3 separate regions of the Mus musculus genome follow, and regions 1 and 2 are each linked to region 3. The links are chromatin loops, found by intact Hi-C in ENCODE. Cell type or tissue: heart. All regions are shown on one strand. Each heading gives the region's core, and the rest is flanking DNA. Links, peaks and the distances in the headings are about the cores only. Region 1 overlaps C87436 (expressed sequence C87436). Region 2 has its middle 12 kb from the start of Asprv1. Region 3 has its middle 19 kb from the start of Gm46963.

Evidence for each region. Hi-C counts contacts between places; a loop is a spot of excess contacts. Peaks named below come from ENCODE experiments on the same cell type or tissue, not always from the same donor. Only the 100,000 strongest peaks of a DNase experiment are listed, where the experiment ranks them.
Region 1: a loop joins it to region 3, with 9 times the contacts of the local background. A loop is called at or near these places in 4 of 42 quality-filtered maps.
Region 2: a loop joins it to region 3, with 1.9 times the contacts of the local background. A loop is called at or near these places in 6 of 42 quality-filtered maps.

What each region holds. Positions count from the first base shown.
Region 1 is chr6:86,466,518-86,477,200 of GRCm38, forward strand. It overlaps C87436 (expressed sequence C87436), which reads left to right. Exons shown (of 10, transcript NM_001364557.1): 10 at 3,229-3,871. The coding sequence ends at 3,437. A430078I02Rik (RIKEN cDNA A430078I02 gene) reads right to left here. Exons shown (of 3, transcript NR_131126.1): 2 at 6,276-6,384; 3 at 3,760-5,972. Among named protein-coding and RNA genes, the nearest start is that of A430078I02Rik, 9.0 kb to the right of the region's middle. In heart, for the core only: a CTCF peak has its summit at 6,828; DNase peaks (open chromatin) are centred at 5,044, 5,884, 6,834 and 7,744; H3K4me3 peaks cover 2,141 bases; H3K27ac peaks cover 3,609 bases.
Region 2 is chr6:86,634,687-86,645,369 of GRCm38, forward strand. No RefSeq gene overlaps it. Among named protein-coding and RNA genes, the nearest start is that of Asprv1, 12 kb to the left of the region's middle. In heart, for the core only: a CTCF peak has its summit at 3,952; a DNase peak (open chromatin) is centred at 1,975; H3K27ac peaks cover 2,512 bases.
Region 3 is chr6:86,580,165-86,590,847 of GRCm38, forward strand. No RefSeq gene overlaps it. Among named protein-coding and RNA genes, the nearest start is that of Gm46963, 19 kb to the right of the region's middle. In heart, for the core only: a CTCF peak has its summit at 5,120; DNase peaks (open chromatin) are centred at 4,657, 5,207 and 6,127; H3K4me3 peaks cover 1,261 bases; H3K27ac peaks cover 2,354 bases.

The sequences.
Region 1 (10,683 bases), core at 968-8,967, 110 kb before region 3:
GAAGGAGGTTTATTGTAGATAAAAGGAAGAGCTAGTCTGCATATTTTATCACACGTAAATGTTTGATCCTCTGAAGTTTATTCTTGTGTATGTTATTAATATTGCCAACCATCTTCTGTTTTCTTCCAGATCATTATTGGTTGGTGTTTTATATATGATATAAGACACTTTTACTAAGTCAGATGAGGTGGGACTTGCTTTTAATCAGATGCATTCAGATGGCAGAGGCAGGCAGACTTGTGAGTTCCAGGCAACCAAGGTTACCAAAACCCTGTCTCAAAAATAAAACATGCTTCCTTGTGTTTTTGTTCCTGATAGGAAACACCATTAGGTTGTGTCCTCTTCAGCCAGTACTGCAGTGCATGGTGGGTGGGGTTTGGGCTGTACCATGGAACCTTGCAGATTTGACTTTATGTCTGTGTCACCCCTCTTGCCAATCTCCCTCCCCAGTGCTGCCTGCTGTCACTGGTTATGCTGCTCTGTATCAAAGCCAGCAGTGGGGGAGGGCTGTGCGTTTCACAGTGGGCATGTAGAGAGAGGTCAGAGGGCAATCTGTGGGAGTTGGTTCTCCTTGCACCATGAGGGTCAGGTCATTCGGCTTGGAAGCAAGTGCCTTTAACCTAGCCACCTCACTGGCCCCTGAAGTTCTCTTCTGAAGTTACAGCAGTGCCCTGTTCTTCCTTTCATTCCCCTACTTCTTTCCTTTTTCAACCCCATCAGGGCTACTTATTCTCTGGTTGGTACAGGTTCCACCCGGGCAGTTAATACCAGGCACTTGTTTCTAATTTACTTTCCTTGCATTTAATATATGTGGGGATGGGATAGAGAGTACTGTGGGACATGGGATAGAGAGTACTGTGGGACATGGGATAGAGAGTACTGTGGGACATGGATAGAGGACAGCTCACAAAAGTTGCTTCTCTCCTACCACCAAGGGCTCCCTGAAAGTGCCCTTAGCCCCTAAAGCACCTTGTTGGCCCTCTTCTGTTTGTTTCTTTTTCAGCATTGCTTGTGACAGGGTCTCACTGTGTAACCCTGGCCTAGAACTTGCTATGTAGGCCAGGCTAGCCTCCAGCTCACAGAGATTCACCTGCCTCGGCATCCAAAAAGTGCTGGATTACAGGCATGGGCTACTAAGCCCAGTCTTGGTTTCTTAGTTAAAGCTGAAGAGAATAAATGTTCTGCATTAGAATTTTGGAAAACCTCTGTTAAGAATGTGCAACAAGCGGGGCGTGGTGGCGCACCATGTGGTTGTTTCTATTCCTGAACAAACATCATGACCAAGAAGCAAGTTGGGGAGGAAAGGATTTATTCAGCTTATACTTCCATACTGCTGTTCATCACCACAGTAAATCAGGACTGGAACTCAAGCAGGTCAGGAAGCAGGAGCTGATGCAGAGGCCACGGTGGGATGTTACTTTCTGGATTGCTTCCCCTGGTTGCTCAGCTTGCTTTTTTATAGAACCCAGGACTACCAGCCCAGGGATGGCACCATCCACAATGGGCCCTTCCCCCTTGATCACTAATTGGGAAAATGCCTTACAGCCAGATCTTATGAGGCATTTCCTCAAGGGAGGCTCCTTTCTCGGTGATAACTCCAGCTTGTGTCAGGTTGACACACAAAACCAGCCAGTACAGGGGGTTTACAGAACTCAGATTCCAAGCATGTGGATTTCTATGTTCTTCTATAGCTGTCCTCACGCAAACTGCATCTTCCTGAGAGTTCTGACTTTGTTAGTCAGCTTCAACCATGCTTTTTCAGTCATCAGTTGAGCTTCCGGAATTTTCTATTTTCACTGACATTTAAGTGAAGTCCTAGCAGCTCTGTATCTTGAAATGGAAGCTGTAATGTCTGCCAAATGAGCCGGACAGTACCTTGACACACACAACTCTGCAGCCCCATGTCACAAACCTCAGGTTCATCTTGGGAGTGCTTCCTTCCTGACCACTGTGAGAAGGGAATAGCTGACAGAGTGAAGGGATGGGGCTAAGAAAGGCCGCCTGTTTGGGAATAAAATCAAGAGTAAAGACTATATATGCATTACTGTCAGGGTATTTTGTCTTTCTTTCTCTTTGTTTTGCATTTTTGTTTGTTTGGTTTTGGTTTTTCTGTTGTTTGTTTGTTTGTTTGTTTCAAGACAGGGTTTCTCTGTGTAACCCTGGCTGTCCTGGAACTCACTTTGTAGACCAGGCTGGCCTCGAACTCAGAAATCCTCCTGCCTCTGCCTCCCAAGTGCTGGAATTAAAGGCATGCGTCACCACCGCCCGGCTTGTTTTACATTTAGTTGTGTTTAAAGGGTGGTTTGTATTTCTGTGTGCTCAGTTGCCATCAATGGTTCCCTGGGAGCTGGAGCTGTTAAGTGGTTGAGAGCCACTGAAGCTGCTGGGAAACAGGTCCTACAGAAGCAGCAGACACTGCTCATCAGTCACTCAGCCAGCTCTCCAGCCCCTAGGTGACTTTTTTTTAAAAAAGCTTTTTCTCCTGAAAGACTTCCTTTTAAAAAAAGATTTATTTGTTTGTTTGTTTAATGCATATGAGTACACTGTAGCTGTCTTCAGTCATAAGAGAAGAGGGCATCAGATCCCATTACAGATGAATGTGAGCCACCATGTGGTTGCTGGGATTTGAACTCAGAACCTCTGAAAGAACAGCCAGTGCTCTTAACCACTGAGCCTTCTTCTCTCCAGGCCCCAAGACTTCCTTTTTATTTTTTGTTTTGTTTGTTTGGGTTTTGTTTGCCTTTGCAGAATGGACTTGAACCCTCAGTCCACCTCCAGATCGCAGGAGCTGGGTACCCTGGCATATGCAGTGCCCAGCTAAACTCTCCATTTTATCTGGCAAAGGGCAGTCATTTCATTTCAAATCCAGCTGTGAGTCTAGCCTTCAACACCAGTAAAACCTGAATTGTTCTTAACTCTGTTGTCATAGTAAAGGAGTTGTGTGTGCCACAGCATGAATGCGTAGCTCGGAGGACAACTGGGAGGTGGATCTTTCTGGCCAACCTTCTGTAGGTTCAGGAGATTTTACTCAGGTCTCCAGGCTTGTGTTCCCAGTGCCTTTACATTGAACCATCTTGCCAGCCACATCTAGAGTTATTATCTACTACACAGTAAATATGAGTACATCCTGAGCTCCAGTGAAGACCCTGTCTAAAAAACCATAAAAGCCAAAACAAAGAAGGGAATAAGTTGACTCATACTAACCGGCCTCCCCCTTTCACTCTGTAGGTAACACTTCCCCAGATCAAAAGGAGCCAACGCCCTTTATCATTGAGTGGATCCCAGATATCCTCCCACAGTCCAAGATTGGTGAGCTTCGAATCAAGTTTGAGTATGGTCACCACCGGAATGGACATGTGGCTGACTACCAGGACCCAAGGCCACCCATGGACCAACCTTTGGAGCTGGCCCCTCTGACTACTATCACTTTCCCTTGAGGCAAATCAAGAGTATTTTGCAGAGTTTGCACATCCCAATCCCTGAGGACTATAAATCCTAGTAGCACTTATACGATCCCTGCTAACGAACCACACTTGGCTAAGATGCAGTTACTCAGCCCATCCATGTGTGTTCTGTAGAAGAAACTCTTGTAAATAGCCTTGTGTGTACAGTCTTCATACAAGTCGGGCACTTATTTCTGACCAGAGTTTTAGAAGAAACAACAAAAATCCAGCTCACTGGCTTCTCATGGATTCACCTGCAGCTTGTTTTTCTGTAATTCTCCAAAAGTCACAGCACTGGATCTTAGCCAACAGTGTTGGAAAGTTAACGATGCCCTGGGCCGAGCAGGGTCCTCTCTCTCTGCCCAAGAGCTCCAATCACTCTTTATTCTGATAACAAAATAAAGTACAGTGTCACTAGTTTTTCCAAATGGTGCCATTGATGTCATGATTTTACAATTAGAACCTGTGGGAGAATTTATCTTGTCAACAGGAAAGTAGGCAGTGCCAGGGGATCAGCAACACATATTCACCACCACCTCCACCCACCCACCCCACACAACAAGGTTTCTCTGTGTAGCCCTGGCTGTCCTGGAACTCAGTAGACCAGGCTGGCCTAGAACTCAAGAAATTCATCTGCCTCTACCTCCCAAGTTCTGGGATTAAAGGCATTTTTAAATTTATTGTTATTATTTTATCATTATTATTATTCAAAATTAAGAGCAGCTGAGCACTCGGGAGGCAGAGGCAGACAGATCTCTGAGTTTGAGGCCAGCCTGATCTATACAGTGAGTTCTAGGACAGCAAGAACTACAAAGTGAGAACCTGTTTTTTTTTTTTGTTTTTTAAAAGCAGCTGATAAAATTCAAAAGTTCTAGGTTCACTCATCCTAGAACTAAGATGGTGGAGGAAGTGAAGATTTGCCTTCTAGGAGAGGAGGAAGCATTTTCTACACACCTGCCATGACTTCCCTTTACACTATCATGCCAGTCAGTTTTCCCACTGAGTCTTCATTTTTCCCTGGGTTCTAGGAATTACTCTTCCTGAAGTCTCACTGGGGCTACAGATTGAGTTCTACACAGTACTAAAATTATGTTTAGTTTACTTCTACGTATATATTCTTTCAACTTGAAATACATTGGTTTGATATGCAGGGGTTTTTTTTCTCTCTCTCTCATGCTTTGCCAACATGTATATATGAACACATGGGTGCCTGGTGCCTTGGGAAATCAGGAAAGGTTGTTGGAGCGCCTGCAACTGAAGTTAGGGAGGATTGTGAACCATCATGTAGGTGCTGGGAACCTAGGTCCCCTGGAAGAGCAGCCAATACTCCTAACTGCTGTACCATCTATCTCTCCAGCCCCTTGATAGGAATGTCTTATAACTGATAACTCTGTTTTAATTGTAAATGACGAAACACCCAGCTCCAACCTGCTTGGAGGGGGGGGGGGGTGCCTTGTGTTTACAGTAAAGGCTGGACAAGCACCTTGTGGAAATGGGGTGTGGCCAGGCCATACAAGCCCTTGGGACAGTTCTAGCCAACTGTCCATTCAGTTGGGGCTTAACTTGGGGCAGGCCTGTGACTTTGATATTACCATTTTCACGGTAGGGCTTGATGCACAGTAATCTGTCAAACCAGTACTTATAGGACTCACTCTGGGATCTTGTTGAAATGTATATTCTAGCTGGTCACTATGGTGCACACCTTCAAGGGCAACCTTGTCTACATAGAACCAGGTCAGCCAAGGTGAGACCCCGTGTCAACAAAAGTGTCTATCTGAATTGTAAGCTTTAAGGCAAGGTCCAAGACCTGCATTTCTAGGAAGCACCCTGACACTGTACGAAGTGCTATGTGAAAAACTGCCTTTCAAATAACAAGGTTGGTTCCCAAAAGGATTTGTGACTTCCTTCCTGCCTTCCCTTCTACGGCTTGGTGTGGGTCCAGCAGCTATGGCTGAGGCCTGGACTGCGCTCCTGAATGACTCGGGATACTCGGGATACTCTGGACTAGTTCGTAAACTCCACGTCTGCATAATGACACAGAGCATCACATGCGATCTGCTGATGTGGCTGAAGATGGTGCTTTCTGGCCCATCCTGAGACACAATTTCGGTTAATGACAAGGGCAGAGAATGAGTATGATCCTCAAACTTCCCATGACCCGCAGCGCGACCAAGCAGCCAGGCAGTTTCAGGAGACCAAGTAGAGCAAGTAAAGAAGCCACGTTTCTGCCCACACCGGTAGAGGGGAGAAGCCGGAACAGCACGCGGTCACGTGGCCCCGCGAGGTGACGTCACCACGCTGCCGCCGCACGTCGCTTCCAGCCACACCGCCACTGTTCTTCCGCCAGGCGGCGCCGCAGGTTGGTCACGCGCTTTGTGCACAGCCGCGCTGGCGCTCCGGACACGTCACCACCTTCGCGTCCTTTCTGGAGAGCGCGGGAAGGAGGGCGCTGCGGGTGGTGACGTCACCGGGGTTCCCTGCGAGCTCGCGTGGGCGGGGCTGGGGACGTGGCGACCGCCGAGTGTCGAGCTGGAGGGGAGGAGACAAGGGAGACGAGGGGGATGGGTAGGGGAGAAGGGCCGAAGGGAGTAGGAAGGGGTGGAAGATGTAAAAGAGGTGGGGGGTAGAGGAAAGTGGCTGAAGATGGGAAGGGGGTGCGGAGAGGGGGTAGGGGAGAGCCGGGAAGGAAGGAAGTGTGGAGACGAGGGGAAGGCCGGAAGAGTTGGGGGAGGGGATTGTTTAAGGGGAGAGGCGAGAAGGAGGGGTGGGAGAGAAAGGAGGAGATAGTAGGAGGGACTTAGAAAGCCTGCCCTCCTTTCCCCTCCAACGCACCTTACACTAGCACAGCTCTTGAGGCCTCCAAGGTGTCTGTGGCTCCTTCCCGCAGTAGACCTTCCTCCAGGGCAGCCACGTTCTGCCTCCTTTAACCACCATCAATCACCTCAGGAACAAAAGGAATGGTACCTCAAAAGACTTGGTAGTCCCTAACCTTAACCAAACCCGGGAAGGTTTTGTGTTCTGTTCCCTGACTGTTAATAGAAGATTTTCCTCTTTACCGCCCCAGTAAGCCTCGAGCCCTCTGGGTGGCAAAGGGGTTAGAAATGGGACCTGCTTCAGAACTCAAGGTGGGTACCAGAGTTTACCCGAACACCAGTCTAATTCTTTGTCACTGGCGGCACAGCACTGACGAGTGACCTTGAGGTACCCTTTTGCCCCACAGTCCCTGACTTCCAGAAAGAATGGAATAAGAAGCTGAGGTCTGGGAACCATCATCTGAGCTGAGAAAAATGGATTCCCTGTCCCCTTAGTAGGGACAGAGTTGAACTATGGCTACTTCTCCAGCTCTTATTAGGGTTTGGGCCTTGTGCAGAGTGAGTATCCAGCTCCTCCTGGAGGGTGTAAGGGATGCTGCGGCCGCCCGGCCTGCCTGCCTGCCCGCCATGGTCTCCTTTGGTCACTCCTGTCCTGTTTATTAGGACAAGGCTACCTTGGGCTTCAGATGAAAGACAGCATTTGAGGTATAATAAAAAGTAAGAACCCAGAGGGGAAGCAGTCCTTCCTTCATGGCCTTCAGCAGGGTGGGCTAATAATAGAAGGACTCTGTATTAGCGTATTTATCGGGGTCTAGCAGTAGTCACCCCTTCTGGACCTGTTATTCCTACAAACCCACAATGCCTGTTCTCCATGCTCTGAGCACAGCATCCTGTACATAGGTCTTACTAGAGAAGGCTACAGGCTGGAAGTTGAGTTGACACACAGCTTTTTAGCCCTAATTGTCTGGTCTTTTAAGATAGGGTCTCACTATATAGCCTAAGCTAGCCTCACTCTTGGGATGCCTGAGCCTTCTAGGACTGGAATTACAGGTATGCACTGTCCTGATCTCCCCTCTGGTCAAGATAATGGAAGAAGTGTGGGGGCAGACAGTTGAATGTGTGGGTGTTTTGTAGTAGTTCTTTGGAGCCCAAGTTTTTTAAGTAGATGCTTTTTTTGCTTTTTGTTTGTTTGTTGTTGTTGTTGGGGTTTTTTTTTTTGGGGGGGGGGTCAAGGCAGTCTGTGTAACCCTGGGTATCTATAGACCAGGCTGGCCTGGAACTCAGAAATCCGCCTGCCTCTGCCTCCCAAGTGCTGGGATTAAAGGCGTGCGCCACCACGGCCCTGCAAGTAGATGCTTCTTGACAGGCAGCTTCTGTCTCATGTCCAGAGACTTTCTGAGCCTAGTTGATAGAACCTGTGTAGATAGAACAAGACCTTTCCTCCTGCCTTGGCTGGAAAAGCAATGGTTCCTATCCTGAGTCAGCCATCGTGCTGTTGGGACCTGTAGGCACAGGCCCTTGGGAACAGACTGCTAAGGGTTTGAGCAGGACCTGAGTCTAATCATGTGTGTCAGGAACTGCCTTGGAGAGCTGGGGATGCAGCTTAGCTGGGGGAAAGCTTGCCCAATATGCTCAACGCCTTGGGTTCCATCCCCAACATCATAGAAACTGTGTGGTGCCTCCTGCATGTAATCCCAACATTCAGGAGATAGAGGTAAGAGCATCAAACTCTTCAAGGTCTGACCAAGCCAGCTCTGTCAGTCAACAGTGTCTCAAGGGAGGGAAGGAGGATTGAAAAGAAAGAGACAGACAGACAGCTTTATAACATGACTCCAGCCAGTGCTGAGGCGTTTATACCATTCTAGGTACTTGCAGAGAATAGGGTCAGTTCTTAGATCAAAGACAAGGGAACCAAACAAGATAAACAAAGCCCCTTGGTCACTGTTTCCAGGGGCTTATCAGGGTGAACAAAATCAAAGGAATCCCACACTTTCCTTGGCTGAGTTTACCTTGAGCTTTGCATCAGCCCAAATGTGAATTCTTATCTGAGCCTACTTCCTTGAACCCAGTGACAAATACTTGCCAAATTTCTATGAGTGGCCCCAAGAGCTCTCCACATAGGTCTGTCCCAGCTACTTAGGCACTTCAGAACCAGCCTGTGCTACTGGGAACCCTGGTGTAGAAAAAAAAAAAAAAAAGTCTGGAGAGCTGACTCAGCAGTTAGTAATATCTGCAACTCTTTACAGGACCTGAGTGCAGTTCCCAGCACCCATATGGTGACTAACAACCATCTGCTTCACCCTGACATTACAGGTATAAGGAGCATGCATGGTACACAGATACAAATGCAAGCAAAACTTCATACAACACTTTACAAATATTAAAAAAAGAACCATGAAGACCTAAAGGGAGTTTGGTCATCCTAAGAATTGAAGTAAGTGCTGCCTGGGCCTAACCAGCTCTTTCTGGGGAACTTGAATTTGATGATCTCCTTGGCTTGGTGGCTCCTGTGGCAGGAGAGAGGAGCTCCGGTCCACTGTCCTCAGTATGTTAGCAACAGCCAGTGTTTAGTTTACAGACTCTCAGCTCTGTGAACTGCCTAAGTAGATACTTTCTCACCTTGGACCAGCATGAAAGTATTTCAGCCATATTGGGCCCTTCAGATCAGCTCTGGCTGGGCAGCTGTGGGAAAGGACAGAGAGGGAAAGCAGGAAGCCTCCCTCCCAGTGCAAGGCAACCAGCATCTACTGCCGGCCTCTGTAGCTACGTTCAGGAACATGATATCAGCACAAAGCAGAGAGTAGGGAATTCTAGATGAAGGGTCAGGCCGACTTCTCTGGGTCAGGGAGGGAAAGCTGGCTGGGGGTGGGGAGGTGTTGCAGACGAGCACAGTACCTTGAGGTGGAGAGGAACCTTTACCACCACACTGGGAAAGTTGCCATTGGAACTGATACAGGCCTGGGGTCATCTGAGCTCTCAGCCGCCAAGTCCATGGAAAAACACGGCTGTAGTGGGAGAGGGAACATGGCCCTCACTGAGTACTTGTGCAGCCTTCACTGTCAGGCCCTGGGCTGGACATCGGCTACAGCAACGAAAGCTTTGTTCCCAAAATGTTTCTATCCTTGTGAGGAGAAACCGGACACAGAATATGAGAATGAGATGCAGTATGTCAGACAGTGACAGGTGCTGTTGAGAAAGTCAAACAATGGAGCAGGAGGAGGTGGAGCTGGTTCCCTCCTTGCTGCTTTTAAAGCAGGATGTGGGCCTTCTTAGTGGGCAGGACTACACCAAAGGGCAGCACACCACAAGCCCTCAAGCTCTTGCCCAGGTAGCTGGGATTGGAGATCTGTTTGAGCCTACCAACTTCTCAGCCACCATGGTTTCATTTAAGCCCCTTATGACAGCTTATAACTGATCTCAGTGCTCTGGAGGCTGGGGCAGGAGACCCAGAGTTTGAGGTCAGCCTAGGCAACAGCAGAGCGGATAGGGATGTGACTCTGTTGGCAGTAGTGCTTGCTTTGCACATACAGTGCCCTAGGTTAGATTCCCTGCATCATCCATAAACTGTACATAGGAGCACACACTTTTAATCCCCACACTGAGAGGGATCAGTTCAAGGTCATCTTTAGCTTCACACATCCTTAGCTCAAGCTAGCTTAAAGCAAATTCATCAACATTTATAACCCCGATGCTTTGAAATAAGGATCTTCAAGCCAGCAGGAAACCTCTGCCTTTCTTTGCAATGCTAGAGAATGAATCCAGGGCCTTCTGCATGCTTTGTATATGGTCTACCATTCAGCTACCTCCCCAGCCCAGGATAGGGAGATTGAATATATGCGATACAACCATAGCCCCAAGCTCCTGGCTCTCAACTCAATATGGATAGATATGGTGACATATCCATGGACACACTATTTTCCAGTTCCTCAAAGGTACCCTGACTACAGCCTCAGGAAGTCAGGCAGGCATGGGTGTCCACTGGAAAGGGTCAGCTCCCATATACCTTAAGGCAGCTCCTATAAGCAGCAGGCTGTGTGCAGGACACACACTCGGCTCCTGTGACTCTATTTCATTTTTTCTATTTGGGGAGGATGGGGTGGGTTGGGGGCACAGTGGTCCTGGAACTCACACTGTAGACCAGGCTGGCCTCTAACTCTCAGGAATCAACCTGCCTCTGGAATGTTGCCATTAGAGGGGTATGCCACCACCGCTCAGCTTACTTCAAACGTTAAATGAATTTTGTTTGAGAAAATCTAGAAGTAAAGAAGTCCCAAGGCCTTCGTGTGTTGGGAGCTGACCATGTTTTCTCTAGAGATAAATTTATAAGGATGACTCACTGGGAGAAAAAATAAGCCATGATCTCCAGCTGGAACTCGATTCTCTGAAAGCTAGGTGTGGTGACAGGAAATGGAACGTCACCCTGAGTA
Region 2 (10,683 bases), core at 881-8,880, 54 kb after region 3:
TTCTGTCATTTTCTTTCAGATGCTGGCCAGAGCACGCTTTCTATAACGTGACCTCCATGCCAGCTTAACTCCCAAACACAGCCTTTCCTTTTTCCTCTCTCCATCTCTCTTCTCAGGTCAGCTGCTGAGACATACGATTTGCCTGCTTTGGAGTGGTTTTTCTTTTAAACATTAATAAAATTGTCTGAGAGCTTCAAACAGTACAAAAAAGTACATACACAAACAACAATGACAAGAAAGGTCCTGGAGATGTGGCTCAGTTGGTAGCATTCTCGTCTAGCACGCACAAAGCTCTGGGTTCGATCTCCAGCACTGCCTAACAGAGGACAAGGCAGGGTACTTCTATAATCCTAACACTTAGTAGGTAGAAGTAGGAGGGTCAGAAGTTCAAGGTCATCGTCTATATGTTAGTGAGTTCAAGGTTAGCCTTTGATATATGAGACACTGCTTCAAAAACAAAAATCAGAGTCCTTATTTTTCAGTACAAGGTGTTCCAGGTTCTGTCCTTGCCTAGCATATTTTTTTCCGAAAAGGCTTTGCTCCTTCCTTAGGGTCTGGTATTCAGACGCCAGAATCTAGGATCACTTCCTCTTTGCCTTACACACTAACCCTAGGTTTTCTTAGTGGTCAAAGCCAAAGAAAAACATATAACTCACATAGCATATTTATTGATTAGGAATTATTATGATTAGCCAAGCCCATCTTTAATCCCAGCACTCAGGAGGCAGAGGCAGGTAGATCTCTGAGTTTAAGGGCAGCCTGGTCTACAATGTGAGTTCCAGAACAGCTAAGGCTACACAGAGAAACACTCTTTCAAAAGAAAAAAAAAAACCAGAAAGAACATCTCCTCCAAATGTGTAGGAGGGCTGGGTCCAGCCCCTGCATGCTCTGGTTGGTGGCTCAGGCTCTGTGAGCTGCCATGGACCCAGGTTAGTTGACTCCATAGGTCTTCTTGTGGTGTCCTTGATGCCCCAGCCTGCTCAATGCTATGCCCAACTCTTCCACAAGACTCCCCAAGCTCCATCTGATGTCTGCCTGTGGGTGTCTGCATCTCGGTTTTCATGTGGATCCCCTAACAATTGGAGGGGAAGCTGTCTCTGTTGCGTGCCATTGGATCCCCTTCCCCAACTGGACTGCGTCACCAGGGAAGTGGGAGAGGATGTGCTTAGTCCTGCTGTGACTGGATGTCCCAGGGTGGGGTGGTACCCAAGGGGGACCTCCCTTTCTCTGAGGAGAAGGAGGGGGTAATGGGGGGGATTTGTAAGGGTGGGACTGGGAGGAGAGGAGGGAGTGGGGTTTGTGATCAGGATGTAATAAATAAATAAATAAACAAGAAAACAAAAAATATTATTAACTGTGTGTATTTGTGTCTTCATGTGGGCATGTGCACAAATGTATATATTCCCAAGGAGGCAGAAGAGGGTATTCGATCCCCCAGAGAGCTCCTATTGGTTAAAAGCCACCTGTCACAAGTGCTGGGAACTGAACCAGGGTCCTTTGCAAGAGCAGCAAGTTGTGCTGACCATTGAGCCACTGTTCTAGCCCCTCCCACGGTATAGTTCTGTATTTCTTTCTGTATCTATCAGGACTATGGGTTCCCATTGACCCAGTGCAGTTATCTCCAGTGTCGTCCATCTTTCTAACTCTTTCCTTTCTGTCTTTGTAAATTCTTCTGCTCACAGGGAGGGACCAGGTTCCAGGTTAATCTGCTCAACTCTGAAATACTGACAGGAGTTTCCAGATTGCTCGCCTCAGTCTATGAAAAACCGACCCAGAAGCAATTAATTTCACTTCCTTGGTGCCTCAGGGCATGGGTGGCCCTGGGCAGCAAACCCAAGGTGGGGTGACAAACTCTGAATGCAGTCACGAGACAGGAGCTTGGCCTCACGTGCACAGAGCTTGCTTCAGGGCCAACTCCCAGAGGTCCCTTATCAGAAGCCTGAGACTACTGGAGCCAGACCAAAGGGCACAAGTGCTTCTCCTCCCAGTGGGTGCTCCAGAGAGTGACCTGGCCTGGCCTGGCTGGTCCCCTGCCACCACAGAGATGGCAGAATCAGGCAAATCCACTGGTGCCAAGCAGCCTTGGGTTAGACCTTCCTGGCCAGATTTTGAGGGGGCCACTGTGACTGTCACTCATTTAATCTGCCCTCAGGGAGTTGGGTCAGAGGGGAAGCAGCAGGCCTTGTGAGACTCCCCATGTTTGTGTGGGAGTTGGGGACCAGCAAGGGCCACATTGCCTGCCTGCGGCTCCTTAGAATAGACTTTTACAAGGACCAGCCAGGTTTCGACCAACTGAGAGGTGTGAGAGGTTACTGGAGGAGGGCAGAGACCAGTGAGGCGGGCCTCCTGTGTCCTTTGAGGACATTCCAGGTGGCCGTGGAGGTAGACAACATTCAAACAAAACCGGTGTTGTAAATCATTTCAGATTTTTTTTTGGCATAAATAAAAACAGAGCTCATACCATAAGTGCAGATGTCAGCAGTAAGTGACCCAGGAAGTAGTAAGATGGGTAGGGTAGGGGAAGGGATGAAGAAGAGAGCTAGAACACTGAGATGAGGGGGGCAAAGGTCCTGCCCTCAGCCTCGAGTTTATTCGAGAGGGGAAGGAAAGTGACTTTATCTTAAAGCCAGCACTGGCTTTTGGCACAATAGATAAAGAACCCATCAAGGCCCTGCTGCTGCCCCACTGAAGAATCATCAAACAAGGGCAGAGGCAGCATTAGCTCGTCATCTTTGCTATCCCATTCCACTGTACAGTCCAGACACTCAGGAAAGACTAGACAAGGCCTGATGGAGGAGGTCATCTGCTTGGGCAGATAGTCTGTTGGGAGAGACAGGATAATGAAAGAAGCTATTTGATGAGGGAAACCTTCTCAGGGGTGGCTGTCTGATGAGGAGGCTGTCTGATGAGAAGGCTTCTGATAGGAATGGCAGTCTGATGGAAGAGGCTTCTGATGGGGGAGGCTGTCTGATGGGGGAGGCTGTCTGATGGGGGAGGCTGTCTGATGGAGACTGTGCTGGCCCAGGTTCAGGCTGAAAGGCTGGCAGGCAGTGGGCAGAACTGTTGTGGAAGAGCACTCAGGGGGCCATTTACAGGTGGCGAGGTCCTGGCAATGGTGGCTCCTAACCACAGCAGTGGATATGCTGGCTGGAGAATGTTTCTATTCTCACAAAAACATCTCCAGAGATGTTTTACACACACACACACACACACACACACACACACACACACACACACACACACCAACAACTGGGGAAACTAATACAGCAGGGGCTATTGTGATTGGTATTGCTCAGATGTGAAGGACCCCACAGCCTTCAAGCCAGTCAGCTGGACACGTGGACAGTGAGAGTAAAGAGGCAAGAGCTCAGGCCGCTTGCTTCAGGCCACAGACAGGCCTGGGCCAGTAAATCTCAGATGCATGTTAACTGTGGCTGGAAACATTTGCTTCTAATTAACTTATGAAAATAGAAAAAAAAATCCCAACAAACCAAACAAGCAGAGGAGACATAACTGGCTTTAAAAATCAACCCATAGGGGGAAAATCCCTAGTATTGTCCCCAAATTCCAAATCTTTTCCTTTAATGGCTTCTTTTTATTTCCATGTTAATTCTTTAAAGGTTTAAATTCTTTTTAGTGGGTTTTTTGTTGTTGTTTCTTTGTTTTCAATGATTGAAGCCATAAGTGCTCATCACAGGGAAACTAGAAAAAACCGAGCCAGTCCAAAAAAAAAAAAAAGGAAAAAAAAAAAAAAGAAGAAGAAAAAGAAAAAAAAGAAATAAAAAGAAGCATTAAGAAAAAAATTCCTAAAAAAAAAAAATTCCTAGCATTTGGAGGCTGTGGCAGGAGGATAGCTATGAATCTATTGCTAGCCTGACCGTCAGAGTGAGACCCTGTCTCAAATAAATAAAAGCAATGGGTAAGCTTGTGAGGAGCCGTGTATCCATGCACCCTCTGTAGGTCAGACATGGCAATTCCCCTTCTCCTCTGTAAACATTGTCTGTCTGTTCATTTGGTCTGTCTTTTCTTTCCTTCTTTCTAGATAGGGTCTCACTATGTAACTCAGGCTGTCCTGGAACTTACTACTGTATAGACCAGGCTGGCCTTAACTCCCAATTCTTCTGCTTTGGTGATAGGATTGCAACACACCCAGTCAGCCTGCCTACCTGCTTTCCCTTCCTCCTTCCCCTCTCCCTCTGTTTTTCCCTCCTTCCCCCCTCTATTTCTCCCTCCCTCCCTCCCTCCCTCCCTTCTTTTCTTCCTCCCACCCTCCCTTCTTTTCTTCCTCCCTCCCTCCCTTCTTTTTCTTCCTCCCTCCCTTCTTTTCTCTCTCCTTCCCTCTCTCTCTCCTTCCCTCCCTCTCTCCCTCCCTCCCTCCCTCCCTCCCTCTCTTCCTTCCTCTTCCCCTCCCTCCCTCCCTTCCTTCCTCTTCCCCTCCCTCCCTCCCTCCCTCCCTTCCTCCCTCTCTCCCTCCCTCCCTCTACTTCCCTCCTCCCTCCCCTCTTTGTTCTGTTCTTCTTCATAAAAAACACTATGTCGCTTTCTGTTTTTGAAGCTCACCCCTTAACCCACCCTCCCGTTGGGGACACTTAGGTGGTTTCCACTACTTTGCTGTTTCAGACCAGTGAGAAGGATTGTGTCCCCAACCACCTGTGACACAGACAAAGCTCACGTGCTAAGTGGAAGGAGCTAGACACAGTGGACACAGTGACTCCACTTACACAATTTCCCAAAAGAATTATGCAAAATTAAACCACAGTGCATAGAGCTGCAACCTCAGGAGGCAAAACAGCGAGGCAAGAAATGATAGCCGCTCTCTGGTGAGCCTGCGTGTCCTGCAGGCTGGTGGGAGTTCTCGTGGGCAGGGCACTGACGGCCTCAGGAGGCTGCAGTCTCGGTTCTCCACACTGCTGTATCTTCCTTTATGTATGCACGCGGCATCACACTAAATGTTAACTTTTAGATCTGCACCCTCCCCACCGCCCAGCTGTCCTCAGACTTTTGGGCCACTCTCCTGCCTCAGCTTCCTGAGTTCTGGGATCCCAGGTATGCACCATGCCAAGCAAGTATTTACTTTTTAGTAAAAGCCTCACTCTCATTGTTTGGGTCACATGGTCATGGAGACTATGGCCTATCTCAGGGCTGAGCCTGAGGTCTCTTCTGAGGGCAGTGTTGCCGGGCACGGCCTGGGCACCAGGCTTTGTTCTGGGTGCTGGGCAGAGCCTCTGGGGCATCCCTTCTGTGATCAGAGCCTTGCTGGAATAGTCCCTTGAGAAAAACGCAAGCTGCCCTGTGAAGATAAGAGAGAAGCATGACTCAGAGTATGGGGAGAGCAGACAGAGTGATGGGCAGGCCAGGAAGACCGTGAGTTGACAATTGTACTGGCATTCAAATAAAATGAGGGAGGAGAGGAGGCGGCTGTGCAAAGGTCCTGTGGTGAGGCTCGCTGGAAATTCCAGGAAGAGGATGGAGAGGGGACGAAGGGGCCTGGAAGAAGTGTGGTGGCTACCTGCCTCTGAAGACACTGGCTGCTCTGCCAAGGGAACGACACTCTAAGCCTCTGGGAGGCTTAGAAATGGAGACAATAAGATCTGAGGCCTGGTCTGAAGAACCCCAGACAGTAGACAAGCCCAGGCAGAGTCAAGAGGCCAGCAAGAGGCTTCAGGAAAGATCATTTGGTCTTAAGCTGTGACTCGTAGCCTAGGGGCCAGGCTCATGGCCAGCACCCTCATGCCAGTCTCTTCCTATAGTCAAGGGCTCCACTCCTTCTCTCCCTGGAGATGGGCACTGAACTTGCAACACACAGCAGACTCTCTCTCTCTGTCTCTCTCTGTCTCTCTGTCTGTCTGTCTGTCTGTCTCTCTGTCTGTCTGTCTCTGTTTCTCTCTCTGTCTCTGTCTGTCTGTCTCTCTGTCTCTCTCTCTCTGTCTCTGTCTGTCTGTCTGTGCCTCTCTCTGTCTCTGTCTGTCTGTCTGTCTCTGTCTCTCTCTCTCTGTCTCTGCCTGTCTCTCTGTCTGTCTCTGCCTGTCTCTCTGTCTGTCTGTCTGTCTGTCTCTCTCTCTCTCTCTCTGTCTCTCCTCCCATATGCCACAGGGGTCTCCTCTGGTCTTGTCTAAGGTTCCCTCACTGTGTTCTGTCAAGAACTTTGTAAGAGGTTGGAGATGGTTCAGTTGCTAAAGTTCTTGTCTGCTATGTGAGCACTAGGGGGTAAGCTCAGATTCCCAGAACCCAGAAAACATTCAGGCAGCGTTAACACCCGCAGCGCAGGTGAGTCAGAGGCCAAGGGAACTCCCAGGGTTGCTGGCAAGCTAACCAAGCCAATGGGCGCGTGAGCTCCAGGTTCCTCGAGAAACCCTTTCACAGACATCAGAAAAGTATCTCTGGCCTCCAAGCACACGAGAACACACATGCATGCATAGTTGCAGACACACACATGTGAACATGTACACCGTCCTTACCCCCACACCCCTACCTCCCATGGTGGACAGCAATTGAAGACACCTGACGTGAACCTCTGGCTCCCCCGGGCACAGGTGTGCACACACAGTGAGAAAAGCATACAACCTTTGGCTCCTGGGGCTTTGGGGTTTTGGAGGTGTGACCTGGCCTCCCTGGGGTAGCTGATATGGGAAGGTGTACCCCGTTTCCAAGGTGATATTGATCATGGCAGGGCTGGAGCAGGAGCCCACTTGTGGCCTTTCCTGAAGATGCCTGCCTCCCAGGCAACGGACGTGAAGAAGTGTTGACACTGCCTTCTTTTCCCTCGCTATTTGAGATGTGCAGCCCAAGTTTGCCTTTAATTCATAATGTAGCTGAGGCTGGCCTTGAACTCCTGACGGTCCAGCTTCCACATCCCAAGTGCTGGGATTACAGGTGTATGCCACCACACATGCCTTGTAAGTGACTTTCTAACACTTCTAACAGCAGAGCCAAGGCTGGCTCTAAGACAGGACTCCACTGACTGGCCTGCAGCCCAGGGAGGCATCGTGCAGCTCCTGGGGTGGGGTGACGGGTTGTTCCTTTTTGCTTCTGACAAGTGGCTCTGTCTCTCTGGCCAACTTAGCCACATTCCTAGTCTCTCTGGGAATCCACCCTCCAGGACCCCCCAGGAACTCCCAGGACCCCCGGGAGCTCCCAGCCTTACTGCCGAACCAGAGTTTCTTTCCTGGGCAGCTCCCTTCCACAACTGAAACAAAGCAACAAAAGGTCTCACTCGCCAGACACGTGACCCCGACTGAGTCATGTTATCAGCGTCACAATCCTTAGCTTAGTAAAAAGAGAGAGACCACAGCTCTCTCGTTCACACAGCGATCCTTGGTCTCCACAAGGGTAGATCTAAAATAACTCAAAAATTACATATCTTGAGCCTGGTAAGCCTTTAACCCCAGCAGAAACAGGAAAGCAGAGACAGGCAGGTCTCTGTGAGGTTGAGGGCAACCAGGTCTGTATCCTGAGTTCCAAGACTATAGTGACATTCTGTCTGTCTCCAAAAACCTAATTAAATAAAAATAAATTTAAGCTGGGCAGTGGTGGCCTGCGCCTTTAATCCCAGCACATGGGAGGCAGAGGCAGACCGATTTCTGAGTTTGAGGCCAGCCTGGTCTACAGAGTGAGTTCCAGGACAGTCAGGAAACCCTGTCTCGAAAAACTGAAAACAAAAATTAAAATTAATATATTAAAATATATGTGTTATATTAATATATTAAATGGGAAAATTCAAAATAAGAATTAAGATCCGAGAAAAGATGGGGGGAAAGTATTCACATTACAGGGCCTCAGGCAATTCCTGAAGGACAGGTGTGCATCTGGCCAAGCAGGAGGAGAAAGATCTGCTTCCTGAATCAGCTTCTCACACCTCAGTCAGTTCTTCAGGGGACGCTCCAGCATTTCTACACAGAGTCCTGGCCCAACCCTGAGGGACCTGAGGGAAGGACCGAGAGAGCACCTTTCTCTTCTTCCTCAGGCTCTGGCCAGCTCACCTTTGTCCATAGCTGCTCCCTCTGGGTCCCATGATGATGTTCCCTCTCATCTCCGTTTGCACTTGGCTGAGCTAAGGCCTGCAGTTCTTCATCATCTCTGCCCCTGCAGCCGCACATCCCTGGGCTGAAGAGACTTCACTGAAAGTCCACCTAGAGATGCAGCCCGAGTAGGCGTTTCCTGAGACAGGGTGAGACAGGGCCCTGCTGGTGCAGTCGTCCAACCTGGGGCCACCCAGTGTGGGCTTCTGAGAAGGCCTTTGTCCTCACCCCACCACCAGTGTGCTACACTGCCTGGCTTCTGGTGGAGAGAGACTCCTTTTGCCTTTCTGAAAGTCTCAGAGGTGAGGTCTCACCTGACACCGTTCCCCTCCCCACAGCCAGTGCCCAAGGTCTGTCCCCAGTCACCCTCTCGTCCACTCCTTATCAGTTTAACCAACCATCTTCTGTTCACTGTCACCTAAATGGCAGAGTCACAATGGTGTATTTGAACACCCCTCCAACCCATACATACACACACACACACACACATACACATACACACACACACACACACACACACACACACGCACACACGCACCATATAATTTCCCCTCCATTCTATTTCTCACCCAGGTTTGACATAGTCCGTTTCTGAAAATTCAAGTGGGCTGGGGATGGCTTTGTGGGAGAGGGTTTGCTCAGCATGCGTGAGGCTCCAGGCTTAATTCTCTAGCACCTCAAATGAAAACAGCATATCCCTGAACCTGAAGTGGTGTACGTATGTGGCCACGTTCAGATTGTGCTTGGCCGGGGTCACATGGCTCACCTGCGTGGTACTGTCTGTCTGGAGGCTCAGAGATGAGGCCCTGGCCTACTTCAGCTTGCATAACCCAAGTGTCTGAAAAGAGCTGGCTATTACTCCCTCATTACAGTCGAGTCCAGCACTCAAGACTCCTGGCCCAGGTCCCCAGTGGGGAAGGCAGAGCAGGTCTTGGGGCCTGGAAGTCTGTGTACTTGACTGTCATACAGACCTGGTTTTTATGTCTGAGATCTAGGTCCTGAGGGTCTCTTGCTCCCTTGGCCTGTCTGATTGTATTGTGCCTGAGGTCAGATTGGCTCGATTCAGTGCAACACCCATCTTTCAGAATGGGACTATGGTGGAGGTGAGGTGACAGTCCCTCAGTGTCCCGCTTTTCCCCACATGAGCTTTCCAGCAGGCACGTGTTAAGACTCCCATCCACCTTGGCCTCTGTGCATGGCTGTGTTGTTCAGCCTGGGGTAGTGTCATACCTCAGACTGTCCCTTCCTAGTGTCCCTGACAGTTCACAGTCTCCATTGTCACCCTCCCCTCTGCACAAGGGGAGGTCACACACCCATCCAATCCATTTCTGTCCACAGCCCTGGTGAGGCCTTGGCTTCTGTGCTGGCTCTGGCCCTTTCGACTCTTTGGATTGGTCAGTCCAGGGACCACTTGCTCCCTGCTCTGTGTCTGCCAGGGGCCCTGCTCTGGGGAGCCTTCTACCAGTCTACCAGTCTGGTTCTCCTGTTCTCCCCGGGGGACAGAGCCAATGTGGCCAATATCTCAGGATTCTTTTCTCTTGGCTTCATGCACACCGTTCCTTCAAACTCAGCCAGTCATCTGCCTCAGTTTCCCCAATGACCACCCATGGAGCAGCAGAATCGTGGGTGGGCAGTGTGGATCGGCACCTGTTCACTCTGGGAGAGCCCACTGTGAACTCTTAGCTATTGGAGCAATAGACAAGGGACAGCCTTCCAGAAGTTTCCTCAGAAGGGCCACAGTGATATCTCAGAACAGACCAAGGTAGTGCTTGCGAATGGGGACTCTAAGGCCCGTGGAAGCTGATGGCAAAGCTGGTTTGAATAGACATGTGTTCCCCCTGCCCTGGGGTCCCATTGCCAGCAAGCCCTCGTAGGATCTTCTCAGATCAAGTTTTCATGGAGGGCAACACCAGCTCTTGGAAATCTCTGGGTTCTCTGCTTCATTTGTGGGAACCTGAGATAGAGAACAGCTTACCTTGTTCAAAGCCTGCAGAAGACAGATGCTGTCGAGGGACTTGCTGACAATGGACCCAGAGAGGGCGGGAGGGGGAGACACGTTAAGCTTCCACTTGTCATCACCCTTGCTGTGTATGTGGGGCAGATGTCTCTCACACCCTGGTCTTTATATCTGTGAAATGGGGGGGATGTAGCACCCACCTCCCTAGATGGGCTGTGAGTGCCTGATTGTCTGAGCACCCTTGGCACACACTGGTGCAGGGCCTGCCTCCATAAATGGGTGGAGCTGGAAGCAGCACTGTCTTGGTGTGGTGGGGGCTGTTTGGGGTGAACGTTGCTTCTCAGCCATCTCCAGTTCTGAGAGTCGTCTCTGGGGTTTCACTAAGCCTGGCGCTAAGGAACCCCACTTTTGTGGGTGCTGGGTTTAGTGTAGAAGCCTGGTCAGAGGTGGTCCCAGAGTGACACTCAAGGATGTACTGTTGTGAGAGACACACATTCTAGGCCAATCTCCCAGAGGAGAGCTAGCAGGAAACTCCCTTTCTTTCATGTTGTAGAGGCTTCTGGGGAACCCTAAAAACCTTTCTGAATCTTTTGGTGTTTTTTTAAGAATCAGAAGTTAAAGGTTAAATTGGGTGTGGTGTTGAACACCTGTCAATTGCAGCTACTCAGGGGCCAACTGGAGCCACAGAGTGAGGCTAAAAGAAAAAAA
Region 3 (10,683 bases), core at 1,194-9,193:
TGAGCCAAGACTGTCATTTTGAGACATAGGCACTGCTTTTTGGAGTTTGGGTATTGGAGTTTCTTTGGGCCTTTTGTGGATGACCCATTCAAAGCTGGCCAGGGTTTTCATAGGGGGCTCAGAAGGCTGGAATATAGGTCAGAGGTGGGGAGGAAAAGGGAGTGGGGCTGGGGTGGGTTGGTGTCAGGTAATGGCGAGAGACTTGTGGGAATTCTCTCCAGCTCCTGGTGTGTTGACCGTTGGGTAATGCCACCTAAGGAACCTGGAGAGACAGGGAGGACTGTAATTATGAAAAGAATGGCCCCGGTGGGCTGAGGAGAGGTAGAGATGGGGTCCAAGGGAGACCAAAGGAGAGCCTTGGCGTCGCCTCGGCACGCCATACTTTACAAGCCAGTTCTCCTCACTTGGTTGGACTGCTTCACCATAGATCTATGGCAGTGTCCCAGGGTTGCGGGTTCTGCAGGACCACCCAGGCTAGGGGATGAGCCCGTCAGGGAGCAGTTGCAGGTCACTGTTGACTCCTGGGTGGTGTCTGTCAGCCAAGTGGACATCGGCTGGAGTGGAGTTAGATTGGGGACGGAAGGTATTAGCCCGGCCGCTGTCTGAAATCTGCACCGAACTCCTCATTCCAGAAAAAGCAGCTAACATGTGTCCGGACAGCTGGGGGAGACTCGGGCCTCTGAGGCACAGCAAGGACAAAGCCTGAGACATTATCAACACGAAGAAGTATGAGATGAGACAGAAGTGTCCTGGAGGAAAGAGATCAAAAGCGAGGAGGAGCTTGGGGGCCCAGAAGCGGGAGCAGGATCAGATTTCTCCTGTGTCCGTCCATGGCTGGATCGGTGGAGATTGCGTGGAGATGTTTGCAGCTCATCCAGAGCACGTTTAATCTATATTTAGAAAACAACCAAAAGGAATTTAAAAGTTGAGCCTGTGACTAAAATTTTTAGCCCGTGACTATGATAATTTTTTTAAAAAAGGTTTAGTAGCCAGTGGTAATTATAACTGCTACCAAGGCCTAATAACTTATCAGTTCAACTTTGAACTCTGAAGTCTTAGTGTTGTGTGTGGTCTATAAATCTCATTTTTCACATGCCTTAAATCACTTCCTCAGAACTTTACAACTTAGGTTCACACACCTTAAATTATGTCCTTAGACCTTTACAAGTTACATATATTTTTTTTTAAAGATTTATTTATTGTTATATGTAAGTACACTGTAGCTGTCCTCAGACACACCAGGAGAGAGCGTCAGATCTCATTATGGATGGTTGTGAGCCACCATGTGGTTGCTGGGATTTGAACTCAGGCCCTCTGGAAGAGCAGTCAGTGCTCTTAACCGCTGAGCCATCTCACCAGCCCAAGTCGCATACACTTTAAACTTCTTTTTTAATCTGGAAATATCTGATCATTTCCATGAGACAGAAGAGCTAGATTACTGGGCGCAGTCACTGGAGGGCAACTTCTTTTAGATAAAGGGACAGTGACAAAGCTGTGGTCAGCAGCAACAGCAGCAGCAGGATAGCTTCAGTTGGCTTTTACACTGAAACCTGTTTTGTCAGTTTCTCTTTTTCTGCAAGAGGCTTGTTACTCTAGGAAAACCACACCTGGCCTTTACATGTGAAACTAATTCAGGCTGGCTGCTAATTGAGTTTCAGTTTTAAAACCCTTATTTTTTTTTAAATTTAATTAAAATATTTTATTCATTTATTTTGTCAGTATAAGAGGACAATTTGCAGAAATGGGTTCTCTCCTTCCACCATGTGGACCCTGGGCTTGGTCACTGGGCTTGGTGGCAGGCACCTTTATACCAGGTGAGCCACTTCTCTGGCTCCTAAAGCCCTTTTTATTAAAGAGACTTAGGTAACTAAACTATTATTATTATTAATTTATTTTTATTTTATGTGCACTGGTATTTTGTCAGCATGTAAGTCTGTGTGAAGGTGTCAGACTTTAGAGAGATAAAGAAATCACTTAAACTGACCAGGGCCAGTTGTGCTGCTGAAGGTGGGAGCTCCGTCATTCACTGTTGGGGTTCCTTTACCTTCATGGGTGCCGGTGAGAAGACTCAAGACTGCTTCTTGATGCTGTCAAGGGTAGACTCTAACATGGATGGGCCACAGCGGCCTGACTCCATCCAGGCAGGAGGATGAAGAGCAGCCAGTTCGGGATCCCATGAGGGGACTCTGCTTTTCCGAGGGGAGGAGAGAGCCCTGCTTGCCACGTGGTCTGAGGTGTTTGAGCAGAGGTTGAAGGGACCACACCATGTGTAATAAAGCCCCTTTGTTTCTGTACTGCCCCAGGGAATGCGTCTTTCTTTCTTTCTTTCTTTCTTTCTTTCTTTCTTTCTTTCTTTCTTTCTTTCTTTCTTTTTTTATTAAATTGGATATTTTATTTGTTTACATTTCAAATGTTTCCCAGTTTCCCCTGGTATCTATTGTTGTTTTGAGACAGGGTTTCTCTGTGTAGCCTTGCCTATCTTAGAACTCCCTCTGTAGACCAGGCTGGGCTTGAACTCAGAGAGAGCTGCCTACTGTTACCTCCAAAGTGCTGGGATTAAAGGTATGGGCCATTATTTCCTAGCTATCTATCTGTTTTTTTATTTATGTGAATGTCTGCCTCTGTAGAGCCCAAAAGAGGGTGTCAGGACCCCTAGTGCTAGAATTACAGGCTGTTATAAACTGCCTAACATGGGTGCTGAGGACCACATGTGGGTCCTTTGGAAAAGCAGCAAGTGCTCTGAACTACTGAGCCAGCTCTCCAGCCCCAAGCACATGATATTTTGTGTGAGTTTGTGTGTGTGTGTGTGTGTGTGTGTGTGTGTGTGTTATTTTTGATAAAGCATGAAGAGAGCTGAATCCCAGTCTGGGGCTGCTTAGTGCAGAGGGGAGAGATCACTCTTATGAAGTGAGCTAGGCAGTCAGAACTCCAGCAGGAGCCATTGGGACTTCTCATGCACTTGGGATAAGGGGTCATCAGCTTTAAGAACATGCCCAAGGACATGCCTGCAGCTCACACCCGATTGCTGCCATCCTAGTGTTCAGATGTATAGTCAGGTTTCCCTGCTAACAATCCTTTCTGACCAAAGAAAGCCAGTTCTAGTTCAGATGCCACACAGAAAGGTCTTGGTCACACCCTTCCATCCCTGTGAGTTACACAGAAGCCCAGGATGCTGGCCAAAGACCCAGAGTGGCAGCCTTCCCAGCTACGGCCCTCGGGGTGAAGGGGTGAGAAGAGCAGTAAGTTCTTGGGACTTGAAGACTAAGGAGACATCACTGCTCCTGTGAGTGCAGTAAAGCAAGGGGCAAGCCTGGGCCACACTTGACAAGTATTCTTAGGGAAAAAGACCTGGTTAATGGAGAATTTTAAAAAATTAAATGTATATGTTTCTTTTGTGTTTGTGTGTATCTGTGTTGGGGTATACACATGCCACAGTATGCTTGTGGTAGAGGCCAGAGGACATTTGGGGGTCAGTTCTCTCCTTTACTACGGGGATCAAACTCAGGTCACCAAGCTTGGTGCCAAGTGCCTTTACCTACTGAGCCATCTTGCTAAGCCTCCGGTGTCACTTCCTGTGACTGTTACTCCAGGCTCTGAGAGCTATAAGACCCGTAGGCTTTGGCTTTTTGGTGTACTTCCTCCTGTCATAGTTAAAGAACTCTGTTTCTCATTTGAGGACCAGTCTCAGGGAAGGTCTTGGTGGCCTTTTTTTTTTTTTTTTTTTTTGAGACAGGGTCTATTTACATAGCCTTGGCTGGCCTAGAACTGGCCGTGTAAGTCCAAGCTAGCCCCAAACTCAGACTCACAGAGATCTATCAGCCCTGGGTACCGGAATTAAAAGCAGGTGCCACCACACCCAGTTTCCATTTTATTTGAAGAACATGTGACCCGTCAGTTGGAGCGTAGTGGCTGGGGAGTCAGAGCTTTCTGGGTCTTGGTTATAACTACTGAGAAATATTCCCTATTTCTTAAGGTGGAGTATAAGGTCCATAGTAGATGGCCGTCTCTGCACCAAGATGTCCAAGATGAAACAGACACAGAGGGAGGTTGGGCTGAGAGAGGGATCTAGATGCCGATTGCTGTCTGCTGAGCGCCTGAGGTGGGCCCAGCTGCCTTCCCTTTTTTTCCTTATGACCATTTGATTTGGATTTTCATCAGCCAGAAATGTTCATGTATAAATTGTACACAGTCCTCGCTGGGCTGGGCTGCAGCCTTCTCAGCAGGTCTTTTTGGCTTAGAGTGCTGTCATTTAGACACACGGGCAGAGCCTAGGGAATCTGCATATGGAAAGCCCTGGAAAGGTTAAGTACAGGAGTCAAGGAAGCAGGAAGTGGGAGGACCCTGAACGCCTGAGAATGACCTCTGACCCCTCAGCTTTGCCTGCCCCTGCTGTATGCCCTCAGCAGCTCCTTGTCACCACCGATCCCGTATGATGGTATTGTAGCAGACTTTTCTCTCTGTTCTCTCCCAACACCCCCAGTGTGTGACACTCCGCAGATTTGATTAAATGAGTTATTACAGATTAGACTGCCCTGCCCCTCTGGATTCACAAGGTTAGGACGGGGCCAAGATTGGCAAATTCAGGGAGAGAGGCTGTCCCCTCTGTGCCTCCTGCAGTGCCACGCTGCCAACATGCACTCACTGCCAATGAGCACAGAACGCCTCCTCTGTCTAGTGGGCCGCAAAACGCTTAACCAGCTGAGTGGTGTTCCAGACTAGCATCTTCAGAGCTTTGCAGGGGGCGGGGGTGCTCTTTGTGCCCACAACGCAGCTTCCTGGCTCTGTGTCCATTCTCCCGATCCTGCAGGAATGTTTCAGAAGCTGTTAGAGGACAGGAATTAGTGTTTGGAAAGGTTGGTTCATGGCTCTGGAGACTCCATTAGGAAGAAAATCAAGTATACGGGTGTCTGGGCAAGGCGCCCCTTCAGCACCTTCGGTTAGAGTCTGAGCCCATTTCAATACCTCCTCCTCCCGGCCAGGCTGCCGGGGCTCCCTTCCCCCAGAGCTGCAGTTCCTGCAAGGCCGTGGGGGAGGGATTTCCCAGGGCCCGTATGACTCCTCTGGCAGTTGGCAGAGGTTTTTGTGCTGGCCAGTCCTTCCTGTCACGAACTCCAGGGATTTTCTGCCGTTGCCAGTCGTGCTTCGAGTCAGCGATTACAGGGTGGATTATGTAATGGTTGGCTGTTAAAAATAGAAAGGACCACGGTTTGCATCTATTTTAATCAAATCAAAACAGCCAAGGGAGGGAAGGGAGATGGGGGAAGGCAAAGATCATGTGACAGGAGGACGTGGATTGTGTCACGTGACAGACTAACAGCACAGGATTGCTATGCCTCTGTTCTGCCTGCATCATCTGCCAAAAATCCCTTCGGAGGATCCCTGGTTGCCTGTGGGTATCCCCTAGCTCCGACCAGCAGAATGTCATGAGTTGGAAGGCCTCCTATTAACGCTTGGCCTGTGTTTGGATTCTGTCCTTTTCAGTCAGCGGGTTTGTCTTATTGCAGTAGAGTCAGGAACTGGCTGATGGGGTCTTTGGCACCCCACATCTCTATCTGTCCTGCCACACAGCCACCCCTACCTCAGATAACTAACTCTTTGATGTAATTTTAAAAGATGCCACCGGTAAAATGAACCAATTCAAGCCATATTTTTTTTTTTAATTCCCCCCCCCCCCATTCATTGGGAAGCTGCTCTTGTATTTACTGGCCCCAAGGACCAAGGCAAGAAAGTTGACATGGAAAGGGAGAGAGAAAGGAGAGGAGAGAGGGGAAGAGAGCGAAAGAGTGTACACACAGAGAGAAGGAGAAGAGATGCCCAAATGTCTGGATTATATAGGGAAGGGCCTCTGGGTAAAGGGCAGCCCAGCCCCTGGGCTGGAAAGTTCAGGGTTGGGAGCAGGTTGTGCCACGTAGGGACTGAGGGATGCTGGGAGAACCTGGAGGCCAGGTCTGCTTTGCTGTGTAAAATATGCACCTCAGCCCCCGGTCCTGGGTCTAAATCTAAAGATCCCAGCCTTTTGTTAATAATAAATGACTAATGGGGCAATGTGATGTCTATGACTCCTTCCTGCTGACAATGGGGTGTCTTTGGGGGCGGGGCAAAAAGCTGGACGTCCAGGAAGCATGTCCAGGCTGTGGGAGCATCAGGGGTTAGGGGTGTGCAGGCCCAGTTGAAGCATCCTTTGAGGTTGGCCAGAGCCCTTGTGGGTAACTGCTTTGGAGCTGTCCTGACGCAGGCTCTGAGTCTGAGAAGCAGCTGGACTTGGCAGAATGCTGGAACAAATAAGTTTGTTAGAGCAGAAGATAAAGTTACGGAGTTAGGGAGAAAACTTTTTCTGTGGGTGTACATTTGAATCTCTTTGACCTATGATCTTGGGAGTTGGAGGAGGAGGATGGGTGGGTCCCAGGATCAGGGAAAGAGGAATAGATCCCACCCTCAGGAATAGGCAGGTGGGAGGGAAACAGGCTGTTGATTGACAGTATTTATCTGTAGTCTGACCTGTGAGAGGCAGAGAGAATCATTCTACGTTTACAACAGCAGCACGGCGAGGGGAAGAGAACGGAAACATTTTCCTTCCTCCCGTGTCCCTTAACTCACTCTTGTCACCATCTAAGGTTTTCATGTCCTTAACCTTCATAACCTCAAAATCTTACCAACCTCAAAACACCTTCTTAGACCCCCAAACATTTTCTTAGAAACTTTCATACCCTTAGATTTTACGTAAACTTCAAACTTTTCGCCTTTTCTTACCTACCCATCATGAGGCACAGGTGGCTGATCATGGGAGCAGATGTTGTAAAGTGAGTTCCTTTAGATAAAGTTACTTCTTTCACCAGTTTAGCCCTCAAGCCTCTCAGAGACCAGAGAAGGATATACTGTGATCTAAATTGCCTATGAGAGCACAGCTTCAAGACAGAAGCCCCTAACCCTGCCATATCCCCCCTCCACTCCCTTACCCTTGGGATTGCCACCCCAAAGTCCCTGACACAGGGGTCCCAGGACCACCTCCAGTCTGTTCTTGTGCGACTACAGATGGCAGCAGCCCTTTCCGTTCCTTGCTGCACATTAAGGATATTGATGGTTTTCCAAAGTAGCAGTTCTCAGTCTGTGGGTCATGGCCCCTTTGGGGGCTAAAGGACTCTTTCACAGGGTCAACTATGTCCATCAGAAAACACAGATATTTACAATTCATAACAGTAGCAAAATTAGTTATGAAGTAGCTGCAAGATAATTTTATGGTCGGGGTTTACCACAACTCGAGGAACTGTATTAAAGGGTCCTAAAGCCTTAGGAAGGTTGACAACCATGGATCTAGAGGGACACTTTAAGTGCCAGGTAGGTGTAGCAGGGTGGATCCTTTTGGAAGGGGGACTTTGGAGGGCTTGTCTGAGTATCTCAACCAAAGCAGGCCTTTCTGTGCCACCAGGAGAGGCCCCCAGGGATGGGAGCTTTGAACTCATTAGGTGACTATGGTTCTTGAGTCTGTCTGGAGCCCACACAGAGTGATTCTCACCATGGGGATTAGAGTTGCTCTGAAGAACATGGACGCCAAGCAGGTTTGCTGAGGTTAGAGAGAGACTGAAGGTCTGGGCACTCTGTATCTGTGCCATCACAGCCATGCTCGGCGCTTTTGTCCTTGGTGACATTCGAACAGCTTTGGGGACCTGCTTCTGCATCATCGGTCACTGTCCCGGGTCTTGAGCAGCCTTTGCGATCCTTGTAGGTGTTTACTTTTCTGACATCTCACTTTTAGCCACGCTGTCACCAAAGGCTCACTCTGTGAAGACTCAACAGACATCTGGTGAGACCAGATTTTAAGTCTTGGAGTTTGTGTGTGTGTGTGTTTGTTTTGAGACAGAGTTTCAAAAACCATGTACCTTGAATCTCTTGGATGATGGGATTCTAGACATCCAAGAGATGAGTCTGGGGAATGACCAAGATATGCCATAGGTAGGCATCAGGACTCCACCTGTGTGCTGCAATTCCTCCAGCTGAAGTGTGTGGAGGGAGTGAGGAGAGGGCAGGACTCAGGGAGAGGTGGCTCACCTAGAGCCACACTGTCTTCAAGTGGAAGGTGGGTGTTTCAGGGAGCTGGTGCAGAGGGGATGAGGAGAGGGGAGGGAGGGGAGAGAGGGTCAGCGAGGAAGACCACAGTGGGCAGTGCTTCTTTATTGCTCTCCAGTCTCTTACTAACATAACGACAGCCAACCCTAAAGAGCATCAGAAAGAGGGAAAATCTACGTGGCATATACACATAAGAAACAATGTTATTAGCAGATAAGTGAATGAGTCTTCTAATACATGATCTCTAGGCTAGAGAGGAGAAAAAAAGGCTTGAAGAGGTCTTAGTCCTGATGCCCTGCAGAGGGACCCCTGGGCACAGTTAGAAGGCCCTCTTCCGCTCATCCTCTTCTGTACAGGTGTGAACTAATGCTTCCCCCATCAGGCAAGGTTCCTGCCCCACCTCACTGCCGTGTCACGTGTCACGACAGATACCAAGTGTGAGGTGATAAGACGCCTGACCTCCTACTCAGGCCTCCCCTGCCTTTCCCTCAGCTGGCAGCTGGCGGGGGGGGGGGGGGGGGGGCTACCTTACCAGGCGTAGGCCTTGGGAGTCTCTCTGTGCCTTCTGCCTCACCTCTTTCTCATGTGTGTTTCTGTTTTCTGTGAGTGGTGAATGGGAGGAGAGATGTGCTGGAAATACCCAAGAACCTGGGACAGGAAAGGAAGTCTCTTTCAGTGGCGTCAAATGTCTGGTTGCAGGACCACTCTTCATCGTCTCAGTCTACACTGCCTTTAGTTTTATTGGGGTATAATCGACATACAGCAAACACTGTATACTTACTGTGTGCACCCACAGTTTGGAGCCGTGCATGTCCTGTCCTGCTGTCTCCACAGCCTGTCTAAAGATACCATATGTGAACACAGAAGTGGATGCTCACAGTCAGCTAATGGATGGATCACAGGACTCCCAATGGAGGAGCTAGAGAAAGAACCCAAGGAGCTAAAGGGATCTGCAACCCTACAGGTGGAACAACATTATGAACTAACCAGTACCCCGAAGCTCTTGACTCTAGCTGCATATGTATCAAAAGATGGCCTAGTCGGCCATCACTGGAAAGAGAGGCCCATTGGACACGCAAACTTTATATGCCCCAGTACAGGGGAACGCCAGGGCCAAAAAGGGGGAGTGGGTGGGTAGGGGAGTGGGGGTGGGTGGGTATGGGGGACTTTTGGTATAGCATTGGAAATGTAAATGAGCTAAATACCTAATAAAAAATGGAAAAGGAAAAAAAAAAGATACCATATGTGCTCAGCACACCACAAGACGCCAAGTTCTCTCTGTTTGGTGGGTCACAAACTTCAGGTGACAGGCATCCTCTTTCTGTATTTTAAAGTGCACAATACTGTCCCGTTAGGTCTAGGTATTTGTCCAGTGGCAGAGTTTTAGAGCTTACCTTGCATACAGACCAGGTTCCTTATCTCCTGTACATCTGAAGGGGATGAACTCAAGGCGCATACAGAAGGATGTAAGACAGCTTAGCAGGTAAAGATGCTTGCCTGCAAGACTGGTGACAACTGGAGTTTGATTCTCAGGACCCATGCAAAGGTAGAAGTAGAGAACCAACTCCACAGAGTTGTCATGTGACATACCATGGCAATGCCCTCTGTCCTAGTTAGGGGACTCTTACTGCGATGAAACATCATTACCAAGAACAACATGGAGGGAAGAGAGACTTTATTTCACTTTACAATTCCATATAATAGTTTATCCTCTGGATAAACTCAAGCTCGGCAGGAACCTGGAGGCAGGAGCTGACACAGAGGCCATGGAGGGGTGCTGCTTACTGGCTTGCTCTTCATGCTTGCTCAGCCTGCTTTCTTATAAAACCCCTCATACTGTACTCTGGCTACTTTGTGGGTTCTTCTTTCTTCTACCCTTCTCCATCCCCTTTCCACCCTTTCAACCACTTAACACTAAGTAGTAGAGAAAGAATAGGAAGAAAAGGCGTCGATGTGTCGTCACATTATTTCCTGCTGATTACAGGTGTCGAGTTCTTTGGGGCAAGTTTGCTCTTTGCCATCAGGATATCTAATTTCTTTTTTCTTCTTCTATGTGCATGACTACTTAAACTGTGACCAACAGCCACCAACAGCAACCAACCAACAGCCCCACCTCTCAGGCCCCAGCATTTATACATCCTCTAAAACGTCTCTAGAATTCCAAACGTCACACAACTGCAGAAACCATCTGCAGCTGGCAAAATCCCACCCCTGCTAGAGCATGAGGCAAATCATAGTCAGCTGCTGTGGACAGTCTGAAGGAGCCTTGTATCCCACATCTGGGATAAAAACAAAAACATATTCTCATAATATTTCTGTGTTTTTAAAAGAGACTAAAATTTCACAACTGTCACTACAGATCCCTGAGTCTGTAACGCTACCATGTCAAAGACAGAAAAAACAATACAGCAGTATATGTTTTCTTGATCTATAATTCAAGCCCCTGGGATATTGAGGCAGGAGGATTGTGAGTTTGAGACCATCATGGAGTATATAGTAGAACCTGTCTCAAAACAATAAGTAGAAAATGATAATCTGAAAATAGAAGTGGAGTACCAGGAAAGAGGAAGGGCCAAGTGTGGGGAGGGGAGGGGAGGGTGAGAGGGGAGGGGAGGGTAA